4 separate regions of the Homo sapiens genome follow, and all the other regions are linked to region 1. A link is a contact called in ENCODE Hi-C or POLR2A ChIA-PET data. All regions are on one chromosome and are shown on one strand. The core of a region is the stretch at or near the end of the contact, and the rest is flanking DNA. Distances in the headings are between cores, read along the strand shown.

Region 1 (3,104 bases), core at 1-2,500:
AGAAGTTTTAGACCTCAGCCTCTGGCCCTGGGCCTTCTGAAATGACCTTCCTCCAAACACCATTTAATTTCCGCTAACTTAGTTAATGAATGGAACTTTCTGAAGACAGCAGTTACTTTGATCTGAACCCCTTTCCTAGTTTCCAGTTAACATAGCCAGAGGGAGACAGAAGGGGTGCCCGCCTCTCAATGGGTGCCCTCTCCTCCTGCGTGGCTGGAGCAGCTCCCAGCTGTAGCTATTCCTCTAACGCAGAGAGAGCTGCAGAAAGCAGTTCCCAAAAGGAAGAAGGCAAGTTACAAATACCGCCGTTGGCATTTTCGTGGGTGTTTCCCGCCACATAGAGATAAAAGCTTTGAGGTGGGGCTTTGAGGCACACTCTCTGGGTAGCTGGGCCTGCAGTCTGGAAATCCTAAGTAATCCTTGCAAATAGGCTAACTGGAAGCCAGCAATACAAATGAGCAGTGCTTCTGGCCTGAGAGAAAGGTGTCTGCATTCAAAGTACAACTTCAGATAAAAATGGAAAATGCCAGTCCCACCCTGCAGGAATCCTGTTTCTGGGCTGTTTATCCTCACTGCCATCCACCCTACCCTTGGCTGTGACTAGGATGTGAAGAAAGAGATTGGGTGGAAAAGGCTACCGCAGCTCTTGCTCCGTTTAACTCACCACCTTAAAAAACATGGCCTTGGCTGCTGCTTTAAAACAACAACAACGAAAATCCCCAGCCCCAACCCAGAGGTTTAACCCTGCAGCTAAGGTGAAGTTTTTGTTAAGGTGATAAGGTAAAAAAGGACGCCATTCTGAGCCTTGACTTCCACTCTTCATACTTTTCGGAAGACAAGTCCAGCAAAGACCTCCACCCCTTCCAAAGAGCGACTTACCTCGTAGCTGATCCACAGATTGCAACGTACAGATGTGATGTTCCAGGCTTGGCCACAAGGGGACACTAGAGAGTAGGACTGCCCGCGTCAATGTTTTGTTTTTTACAGACTTTTGGTTGGGAGGGAGGGAGGGAGGGAGGGGGGTGTGGGAGTGGTGGGGGAGATGCTGGCTTTAAAAAAAAGTCCATTTGTTCCCTGAGATTGTGCCACTTGCCCTTTTATAAGTCAAAGGTTGCCACGTTACCTGTTGCCAGGTTCCTGAGAGTGCTTGGGGAAAATGTGGGCGAGAGAGGCACAGCACAGTCCTCCGGCTTGGTAGGTTTCAAGCTCTTTTGACTGGGCTGGCGCTGACATTTGCAGGGGCAGCTGCTGTGGATTGCCTGCGCATTGTTTGGCTGTAGTTCTAACAGAGGAGTGGCTGCGTCTGACATCATTTCCAGGCATCAAGTGCCTGGGGCTTTTTTTTTTTTTTTTCTTTAATGACGAACTCTCTGACCCCTCCCTGCCTGGATTTTTGTACAGTACATGCACTGTGCAAAACAGCCTCCACTCAGGAAGCCCAAGTTTTGTAGCAGCTTGTTGAAACAACTTGGGTGCCTTTTAAAAAAAATAAAGTTGTGACTCTGAAACAAACCTTTCCATTCTTCCTCCTTGCTGAGAACAATGTTGCGTTTGATTAGCAGCGCAGCCAGTGCTTTCTGAAAGATCTGCTCTCCCCAGAAGAGGCGGCTGCTATCAGTTGAATAGATCTCTAGGCCAGACATGCCGAGGCTTGGGGCATTTGTCTGGCGTTAGGAAGTGTCTGGAATACTAGCAACTACCAACTGGCGTGTCTTATGACTACAGGAATTATTACACTACCCTCCATTTCATTCACATCCCCTCTCCTCCCCTTACACACACACACAAGCATATTTTTTTCTACTTTAGAAAAAGTTGAGCGAGTCATCTTGTGGTTTCCGTGGAGGATGTAACTGGGAGAGAAGACTGTGGGATACCTTGTATCTCCCAGAGGGGGGCCGGGAATCATGGTGTATGACCCACCCCAACAGCCTCTGATCTCTGCCTTCTCACCACTGACCGCCACGCTTTGGGTGGCCTTAAATGTGAAGCTGTAAATATTTTGAAATAAGGTAGTGATTTTTCCATGTGCATTTTGTTTTGTGGCATTTCTCTCCTTCTGCAATATTTTAAAAGTTGCAACTGTGCACCCCTTGTTGACCACTCCAAATTCATTCATTCACTGAAACTTAAGAGTTCCTGCAGAGTGAGGATGGCTGTGCACGAAGGAGTCCCTCGTGGAAACCACGGTGCTTTAGTGGACAAGGTGTTTACTAGAGAGTGTTTACTGGCGGGGGGCGGGGGAGATAAACAAAGGTGGTTTGAGTTAATGGTCAGATGGGAGTTGGAGCCCTGAGTACTCTAACTCTGTCACTGAATCTCTAGATGAGTTAGGGATGTCCGTTGCCTGCTCTGAGCCTTAATATTTTCATCAGTTAAATGGGGATAGTGGGATCTTTCACATATGTGAGATCATGTCTATTTTCTTCTTTTTCTTTTCTTTTCTTTCTTTTTTTTCTTTTTCTTTTTCTTTTTCTTTTTCTTTCTTTCTTTTTCTTTTTTTTTTTTTTTTTTTTTTTTGAGGCAGGGTCTTGCTCTGTCACCTAGGCTGGAGTGCAGTGGCACAGTCATGGCTCATTGCGGCCTCCACCTCCCAAGCTCAAGTGATCCTCCCACCTCAGCCTACCGAGTAGCTGAGACTTCAGGCGTGCACCACCATGACCAGCTAGTTGTTGTTGTTTGGGTTTTTTTGAGACGAGGTCTCACTCTGTTGCCCAGGCTGGTCTCCAACACCTGGGCTAAAGCGATCCTTATGCTTCAGCCTCCCAAAGTGCTGGGATTACAGGTGTGAGCCACCACACCCAGCCCCCATGTCTATTAAGTTCTTAGCACAGTGTCCAGTACACAGAGTAAGGATTTGCTCTCTGGTGATTAGGAAGATCTAATGGCATGTCACGGGTCTGGACTGAATCTCATCTCATCATCTTTGTTGTTGCCAGGGTTTGCGCATTTTTGCCGGTGGAGGACTCCAGCCAGACCGCTGATTTGTCTGGCATTTGTTGGAAAGTCCGGCCAGCATAACACATCACCGCAAGGAGCAGGAGCCCTATGATGCACTGTTAAGTGCACAACTATGGGGTCTGCTTGGCTGGAAGCAGCAGCAG
Region 2 (3,103 bases), core at 229-2,728, 460 kb after region 1:
CTTCTTATAAACCCCTCTAAAATTCATGCAAGGCACATGTAATTGCTTAATCATATGTTTCATCTTTGCTTGCAAAGTAACCAACAGAATAAAACCAGTAATAAAGTAATTATATGTGTGTATGTGATGTACCTCCCAATCTTGGATAAAGTAGAAAAGGGACCCAGGTGGTTAGAAACAATACAAATAATATTTGTGGGCTGAGCACGGGGGCTTACACCTGTAATCCCAGCACTTTGGGAGGGAGAGGCAGGCAGATTGCTTGAGTCCAGGAGTTTGAGACCAACTTGGGCAACATAGTGAAATCCCATTTCTAAAAATAACAATAAAAAAAATTAGCCAGGCATGGTGGTGCATGTCTGTAGTCCCAGCTATTCAGAAGGCTGAGGCACGTGGATCACTTGAGTCCAAGAGTTCAAGGCTGCAGTGAACTATGATCTCACCACTGCACTCCACCCTGGACAACAAAGCAAGATCCTGTGTCTGAAATAAATAAATAAATAAAATAAAATTTATTATATAGTAACGCATGTTTTTTAAAAAGCTGATTTAATATTGATTGTCTTCAGTTAGCATCTCATATAGCTTTTTCATATTCCTTATAACATAGGGATCGGGCACAGTGGCTCACGCCTGTAATCCCAGCACTTTGGGAGGCTAAGGCGGGTGGATCACTTGAGGTCAGGAGTTTGAGATCAACCTGGCCTACATGGCTAAACCCTGTCTCTACTGAAAATACAAAAATTAGCCGGGTATGGTGGTGCATGCCTATAATCCCAGCTACTTAGGAGGCTGAGGCACGAGAATTGTTTGAACCCAGAAGGTGGAGGTTGCAGTGAGCCGAGATTGCGCCAGTGCACTCCAGCCTGGGGGACAGAGTGAGACTCCAAAAAAAAAAAAAAGAAGAAAGAAAACGAAGGAAGGAAGATTCCTTATAATGTGAACCATTCTAAACATGTCTCTTTGAGGTTGAGAGGTACAGACCATTACTATTGTAGTACTGCACATAATTCGAGGTGTTATAAAATTAGGATCTTTAATATGATGTCTCTTGTGCACTTTATAGTCCTTTTTTCATTCTGTTGAATAATAGGGCTTACATCTCTCAATATTTGTGTCTAAGATTTGCTTTTCCTTATATATACTAAAAGCCCTTTGGGTTCTGCAAATCGAAATGGTTCCTATTCTATCTTTGGCTTCTTTGTTCTCATTTCTTCTTTTTCCAGAATACGGGGAAGGTGAAATGTTCCTTGGCGTATATTGTGTGAAATGTAGTCTTTCCATATTTCTTGCAAATGTGAGCGATTTTCTTTAAGCCAAGACTGTTTTTGTTCTGCTTGTGGTCCTAATGTTTTTCTCTTTGTTCTATCCTATAAGAGCAGCTGATACTCTGTCCGGGCTCAATGCGTTTCTGTTGTTGTCTGGCAACTGTAGGGGGAGGAGTGTCTCCAGATGTGTGTCCCGCACTGAGCGATGAGCCTGGTGGACTAACCGCCTCCAGGGGGCGCGTGCATGAAGCCTCCCCGCCAACCTTCCAGAAAGATGCTTTGCTTGGCAGCAAACCTAACAAACCTTCACTACCCAGTAGCTCTCAAAACCTGGGCCAAACAGAAGTGAGTAAAGTAAGTGAAACAGTTCAGGAAGAGCTTACCCCGCCACCACAGAAAGCGGCTCCTCAGGGGAAAAGTAAGTCTGACCCCCTGAAAAAGAAGACAGACAGAGGTGAGAGTTGAGAAAGGGAAGCTGTTCCATCCGTCTCCATCACTGTCCTCACCTCTCATCGTCTACATCACATCCTTCATCCATGTTTGCTTTCATCAATGTCCATTCTTATTGTATGTGTTTTCAGCTAGCCATCTGAAATGTGTACTTTCATCTGATGACTTGGAAAAGTAATTGTCTATGGGTTTGGCTTGTACACATCATTTTGGGTGCTTAATGATGCTAGAATGTTTCAAGTAATTTGGTTATAGAGCCTTTCTTGGTTTGTCAGGCAGATACACCTCTGGCCTGATTTTGCTAAGAGAATTCGATGTGAGAGCAGGACTTGGTACTGCTAGCCTGTGTGAGGTCCTTTGAAATAGTCATGTTTGGAACATGTAGAGGAGAAAGATCTCACAAAGAAGGTGACATCGTACCAGGGTCATAGTTGTTACCTTCTTGCTCATCCTCAGATTATTAAGCGATTATTCACATTTAATTTAAATAGTTTGCAAGAAAAATCAACACTGGAAAATTAAATACTTTAAGTGAAAAAAGTATATAAAAAGATTAAAAATTTCTAAAATAATAATAATCTAAATAGCTACTTACCTACTACTTTTTGAAATGAAAAAAGAAAAGAAAAAAACAGCTATAAATATATCTTTGAGTTACCATGAAAAGTTTAAAAGTTAAAATTATAATCACATATAGCTATATTGTATGATATATGATCCTCATTCCCAGAAGTGATTTATTTAAGATGATTTATCAGTAGGCTAAGAATGATCTGATTAGGATATTTGGTACCTGTGGCTAATATATCCTAGGAGACATTGTTTTTCCTATCAAACAACAATGAACTGAAGCACATGTGCTGATAAATTTTTAAATGCCTCTCATCCAGTTCTTTTTTCTAACCCCACCCCAACTTCTATAACCTCCTCTGTTTTATGACACCTTTCTTTGTCCCTCAACTCGAGAGGAGATATTCATTTGAGAGCACATATTCAACAATGCTCTGAAATAGAGGGAGAGAGAGAAAGCTTTTTTAAAATGTGAGGAATAAAGGAGGTTGGTAAGTGGAGAAGAGATAAATGTATTTTATTTTAAAAGCCTTCATTCTTCTGATACTCTTTTTGGGTAAGAATGAGATAGTTTCTTTATCTCCTATAATCCAAATAAACATTCAGAAAATTCTCTTCGATGTTATTGCATATCTAGATGTATTTCTTTCCACCACTTCACCCCCTCTCTTCATTGAAAACTGTAATTTCAGTAGTTGAGTGAAAAGCTGATCAGCAAAGCCACATAAATGAAGGAGGACTTTTGAAATATCCTCCAGATATTTTTCTAGCTAAGCACTGATAAACATGGTGACAGCTGTATAGTATTGTACCAC
Region 3 (2,757 bases), core at 100-2,599, 370 kb after region 1:
TGGGTGCAGTGGCTCACGCCTGTAATTCCAGCACTTTGTGAGACTGAGGCAGGTGGATTACTCGAGTCCAGGAGTTTGAGACCAGCCTGGGCAACATGGTGAAACTCCATTTCTACCAAGAGTTAAAAAAAAAAATTAGCCGAGTGTGATGGCATGCGCCTGTAGCTACTCGGGAGGCTGAGGTGGGAGGATTGCTTGAGCCTGGGAGGCAGAGGTTGCAGTGAGCCAAGACTGCACCACTGCACTCCAGCCTGGGCAACAGAGTGAGACCCTGTCTCAGAAAGAAAAACAATTTTGATAGACACAGGTGACCTTTATTCAGTTGATGTAATATCACTGTCAGAACATAAGGCCAGTAGATCAAAATACCAACCTGCTGCATACATGTAATCTAACAATGAGCTTTTATATTATTGGTATCAGTAATAACAGCTGATATTTACTGAGTCTATATTATGTGACTGTCACTAGGTCAAGTGCTCTGTCTGCAGTATCACATTTAATCACCACAGCAATCCTATAATTTGGATATGATTATCCCCATTTTATAGACAAAAAACCTGAAGCTTAGGAAGGAGAAATAAATTGCTGGAGATTACATGGCTACTAAGTGCTATCAATATAGTGGGATCTAGATCTGGTCTGAATCCACAACACAGGCTCTCACAACCGGGTTACACCTCCTCTTAATTGGTCACACCATTTAAAGAACAAAGAAAGAGAATCTCTTATTAGATGGACTGACCCTACTCTGAGTTAGGAAAGATAAAACACTGAGTTGCGTCTCAAAAGGCTTTAGTTAATGAACAGGAAATCACATATTCAGGCTTGAAGCTAAGACTTAACCTTGTAAATTTTCCTGAAGTGAGAGAAATAGTGACCGTGATGTCAGGCAAAAATCGCCACCACGTGTAACCCATTTCTTCCTTGTTTTGCCTTTAGTTAGCTTCAAGTTCTTTTTTCACATTGTATCTTTTAAATGTACCGTACGTGTGTTGTTAACAGCACACTCAGAATCATATCTTGGCATTAAAATTCCACGAAGTCCATTTTGAGAATCATATTACTACACCTATTTTTAGCTGTTAACACAAACCACTCTTTCCATTACACTTTTAAATTATCTACTGATAAAGTGACATTGAAAATAACTCTTGTTGCCAAATAAAAACCCTATATTTGGTTTAATCGGGCCAGACCCATTGACCGGCATTATGCAATTATATTACTAAGGCTGCTACCTGCCCATGCCCCTCTCCTCCTCCTGGTTTGGAACTACCCTCCCCATCTGCTGCTATATTTATCTGCCTTCTTGGCCATAAAAGGCTGGTTGTGTGGCCTGACATTCGACTGCCTGACCACATGCATTATTTTTGAACTGGCCCCCAGGGTCCTGTCTTTAGCCCTGCCTCTTAACATTGTCTTGGATTCAACCTAGGTGGAGTCTTCATTCTCTCATCCAGCTCCTCGGCCTCATCGGAACATTTCCACCACCATTACTCCTTTGGAAACTGGTAAGTGTGACACTGAGGCAGAAGAATGCACTTGATAGCTTATGAGCTTAGCAGCAGTGCAGTGTAAGTGCTTTCTTTCTGTCTTCTGAACTCAGCAGTTTTCTCAAAGAGATGTCAGAATAACAGAGAAATAGGAAAGTGAAGCTCCAGGGAGGGAAACCAGAACAGCCGGGTGCCAGTCGGGCTGGCACAGCTCTTCTCTCACATCACTGTATTCTTCTGAAATTAAGCTGCTGTTCCTGGAACTGTAAGGAGGTCATATCTGCCTCGGATTGAACTGTAAGCGTGTGTTTAATGCTATTTCCAAGTACGGTTTGGTTGAAATCTGAAATGGATGAGAGACAGGAGGCCCTGCATTTTCAATCCTGCATGTGCCATACAATGCTCCCTGGTTACAAATTAGACCGAAAGAAGGAAAATTAACTCTGAAGTCACTAGTTTATAATTCAGGGATCTTGCTGTGACGATGCAATGTGGATAAATGTGAGCGCGCACAATGATATGGCCTCAAATGGTTAAGTAATATTTCAGAGGCAACATAGAGCCCCACATAGTGATTTTTCTGGGAATCGTTTTCATCAGCTTCTGCCCTCTAATGCCTGCACAAAAGTATCATAAATTACAGCTATGGAATTTGTATTTCTTCCTAAATTCTCAAATTATTTTCAGAAAGAAAATTTAGGTCTTAAAGAAACAAAAGACACTAAAACCATCTTTCCTCCCAACGTACTCCAGCCGTCATGTGTTGGAGCTAATCCTGGCTTTAGTTAACTTCAAGGGCTTACTTGATGAAGAGGAGGTGGTTGTACCTTTGTTCCAGAGGTCAGGGCTGTGACAATCAGCAATGTGGGCTTCAAGTCAAACCCTGTTTACTTGTAACTTACTATCTATGTGAGAGGAATAGTAAGTATTATTAAAAATAAATGTATTTGGGAGAAATAGAAATAAAGAGAGTAAAAAATAGTATTGGGGCAAGATATTTAAAGATTTTATTTTGTGAAAATAACAGCATTTCAAGTCATCTGGGGAATGAATTTAGTTTATAACATAACAAGTTTCTTTATTATTTATTTGAAAAATCATTCAAATAACATGTGCCATGTTACAATGTAGTATCATAACAGAAACTTCTCTAATATCTTTATAACTGCCTAACGTAATTCTGTATTAACATTTTCTAACCCCTTTGTTTTATCAAAATTCATCTAGTAGTTATTAATTATACATGGTAATTATCCTCCAT
Region 4 (2,837 bases), core at 220-2,719, 440 kb after region 1:
GGTTGTTGTGGTATAGGCCGTTAGCAAAAGGACATGGCTAGAGGTTGCCAGCTGTCCCTCTTGTAGCTGATGGCTTTCTAGCAGTGCCTCTTTTGCAGCCCAAGCATGTCAGCCTCAGCATCCCCACCTCCTCTGCAGCTCTGCTCTGCCTTTGCCATCAGCAGCCCCACTCTCCGCCATCCAGTGCTCTGAAAGCCTGGAAGGAAAGAAGTGTCTCGCCGGGCGCGGTGGCTCACGCCTGTAATCCCAGCACTTTGGGAGGCCGAGGCGGGCGGATCACAAGGTCAGGAGTTCGAGACCATCCTGGCTAATACGGTGAATCCCCATCTCTACTAAAAATACAAAAAAAATTAGCCGGGCATAGGTGGTGCACGCCTGTAGTCCCAGCTACTCAGGAGGCTTGAGGCAGGAGAATGGCGTGAACCCGGGAGGTGGAGCTTGCAGTGAGCTGAGATCCCACCTCTGCCCTCCAGCCTGGGTGACAGAGCAAGACTCTGTCTCAAAAAAAAAAAAAAAGAAAGAAGTGTCTCCTCATCAAAATGCTCATTTCCCACTGAGTGGCACGCAGAGATTCTGCATTAAGTTTTAGGCACAATGAGTTAGTTACATTCTCCTATAGCACTTCTGCAGGAGATATTTGCCTAGATGCTTTCCTGCTGGTTCACAGAACAAGAAACAGAATGTTCAAAACCCAAGTGGCTTGAGCTCTTCACAGATAATGCAAATCTATTAAATGCAGAAGTAGACAGATATTTCTGCTATGTTATCAAATGTCCTTGTAACTCATAAGAGTTACAGAATGTAGATCATAGGGAAAGAAAGTGTTTGTTTGGTCGACATGGGTGCTTTCCCTTGAGTGAGTGGCTCCTGCATGTCTCAGCCTCTTCTACTAACTCCGTTTATGAAAGCGTTGGTCAAATGCCAGGAGGAATTGGCAAATGTGGGCCTCCACCCCCAGGGACCCTGCCTCTTGTCTTAATTATTCTCACTTAAAAGGTTACTAACTGAATATTTTCATTCCCCCTTCTCTCCCTCCTATAAACAGCCCTGATTCACTAATTCAGCTGTGCCTGAGGGGCCGTGTGGTCAGGGGATCCCATTTCATAAAAAGGGATTGTAGTGTTTCCTGTATTATCCCGGACTTTTACTAAACTCAGATAAACTGAGCTCAGATGTGAGTATTGCATTGGAGTTCTTTTCCTAAGTGTTCAGTTTGGTAACAATCATTTGATTAAAACGAATGTTTTCTCTTTCAAAATGGTAGTGTCTTGCCTAGGGACTGGCAAAGCTCTATGACTCGTATTTTCTTGTGGATGCCTCCAGAAGGGGTATTTGTCTCCCTTGGGAGCCTTTCTTAGTTTTTCTTAGCAACGTTGCACAATCAATGTCATGAGAACAGACTTTCTGGCACAACTGACTTGTCTGAATGCAATCTTCAGCATCTCTATATTAATTTTCTTTTGGAACATTTTGGGCCACAGGGACCATGAGGCAAAGGTCATGGGTTCTTTTCAGAGCACTTTCTATTTTCTGACACAATGTTCTTCCTGCTGAAGGTGAAAAACACACATTGTTATGTTGGTCAACAAATAGCAAGATTTGGCCGGGTGTGATGGCTCACGCCTGTAATCCCAGCACTTTGGGAGGCCGAGGCGGGCGGATCACAAGGTCAGGAGATCAAGACCATCCTGGCTAACACGGTGAAACCCCATCTCTACCAAAAATACAAAAAGAAATTAGCTGGGCGTGGTGGCGGGTGCCTGTAGTCCCAGCTACTCAGGAGGCTGAGGCAGGAGAATGGCGTGAACCCGGGAGGTGGAGCTTGCAGTGAGCTGAGATCCCACCTCTGCCCTCCAGCCTGGGTGACAGAGCGAGACTCCGTCTCAAAAAAAAAATAGCAAGATTTGATGCTTGCTGCGTTGGGGCCAAAGATTGAGCCACTGTGATGATGTGGTAAGAAGCGTGTGCGCTGAGACCTGCCTGCCGACTGACAGCATGTCTGAGAGGGTTAATGGGATCCTTCTCTGTCTCCACAGATGCTGATGCAGAGATTGAAGGAGCCCCAGCTGCTCCCTTGGATGTGAAGTGCTTGGAGGCCAACAAAGATTATATCATCATCTCCTGGAAACAGCCAGCTGTCGATGGAGGGAGTCCTATTCTCGGATATTTTATTGATAAGTTAGTGCTTAGGCTAACATCAATTACAGTTATTTGGTCATAGAGATGCGTGCTTGATTTCTCCCATCATTTCTAGTGGAAATATTTTCTTTTCTGGCTTTCCTCTCCTCCTCTTTCTATTTCTGTATCTCTCTTCATCTTTCTTTTTCTCTATTTGTCTCTGTCTCAGTCTCTCGCTCTCTCTTTCTCTCTGTATGTATATATCTACACAAACATATACATACATACATATATACACATACATATAATGGTACCTACATATATATATAAAATGGGTATATATACCCATTATAAATGTGTGTGTGTGTGTGTGTGTGTGTGTGTGTGTGTATTGAGTAGGTACTTAGAAACGCTGATTTCTAATTGAGTGCTTTTACAGCAGTTAGTACCTGCAGATGGAGTGGGTCACTCCCCAGCAGACAAATGTGACAGCTCATATCATAGTGTCACAAAATTCATCTTTGGAACTTAGGTAAATAGGTAGGTAGATATATATACATATATATATATTTCATTTCCAAGATGGCCTCTGTTAGGTCTCTATTAGGTCTACGAATTCATAGCATTCTTGCCAAATTAGTAACATGAGCTGGTAGTCAAATTCAAAAAATTCTTTTTTGGAATTTAGGTAAAAGTTCCAAAAATGAATTAAATATTTA

What was found. Hi-C counts contacts between places; a loop is a spot of excess contacts on that map. ChIA-PET counts read pairs that join two places held with the same protein, here RNA polymerase II (POLR2A). Pooled maps may share reads with other maps.
Region 2: a loop to region 1 is called in a pooled map, with 2.5 times the contacts of the local background. The contact joins the enhancer-like site here to the promoter of DLGAP1-AS1 in region 1. A Hi-C loop is called at or near these places in 1 of 50 pooled maps. POLR2A ChIA-PET finds 5 or more read pairs at or near these places in 3 of 52 experiments (HEK293, HepG2 and activated CD4-positive, alpha-beta memory T cell).
Region 3: a pooled map shows a loop between it and region 1 (2.5-fold over the local background). The contact joins the promoter of MYOM1 here to the promoter of DLGAP1-AS1 in region 1. A Hi-C loop is called at or near these places in 2 of 50 pooled maps. POLR2A ChIA-PET finds 5 or more read pairs at or near these places in 2 of 52 experiments (HepG2 and T-cell).
Region 4: a loop to region 1 is called in a map of prostate gland, with 6 times the contacts of the local background. The contact joins the enhancer-like site here to the promoter of DLGAP1-AS1 in region 1. A Hi-C loop is called at or near these places in 2 of 168 maps with a recorded cell type or tissue (heart left ventricle and prostate gland), 1 of 37 single-sample maps with no recorded cell type and 6 of 50 pooled maps.

Annotation. Positions count from the first base shown.
Region 1 is chr18:3,592,260-3,595,363 of GRCh38, reverse strand. DLGAP1-AS1 (DLGAP1 antisense RNA 1) reads right to left here and starts at 1,250. Exons shown (of 3, transcript NR_024101.1): 1 at 1,124-1,250; 2 at 880-944. All of the region lies in intron 7 of DLGAP1 (DLG associated protein 1), which reads left to right. RefSeq lists enhancers at 1-78, 1,491-1,610 and a silencer at 199-493.
Region 2 is chr18:3,127,851-3,130,953 of GRCh38, reverse strand. It overlaps MYOM1 (myomesin 1), which reads left to right. Exons shown (of 38, transcript NM_003803.4): 18 at 1,435-1,722. Among named protein-coding and RNA genes, the nearest start is that of MYOM1, 91 kb to the left of the region's middle. Within about 2 kb of position 1,478, at least 2 of the 41 ENCODE cell types and tissues checked have a DNase peak (open chromatin) inside an H3K27ac peak, as active enhancers do.
Region 3 is chr18:3,218,560-3,221,316 of GRCh38, reverse strand. It overlaps MYOM1 (myomesin 1), which reads left to right and starts at 1,349. Exons shown (of 38, transcript NM_003803.4): 1 at 1,349-1,514.
Region 4 is chr18:3,154,288-3,157,124 of GRCh38, reverse strand. It overlaps MYOM1 (myomesin 1), which reads left to right. Exons shown (of 38, transcript NM_003803.4): 11 at 2,037-2,178. Among named protein-coding and RNA genes, the nearest start is that of MYOM1, 64 kb to the left of the region's middle. Within about 2 kb of position 1,469, at least 6 of the 41 ENCODE cell types and tissues checked have a DNase peak (open chromatin) inside an H3K27ac peak, as active enhancers do.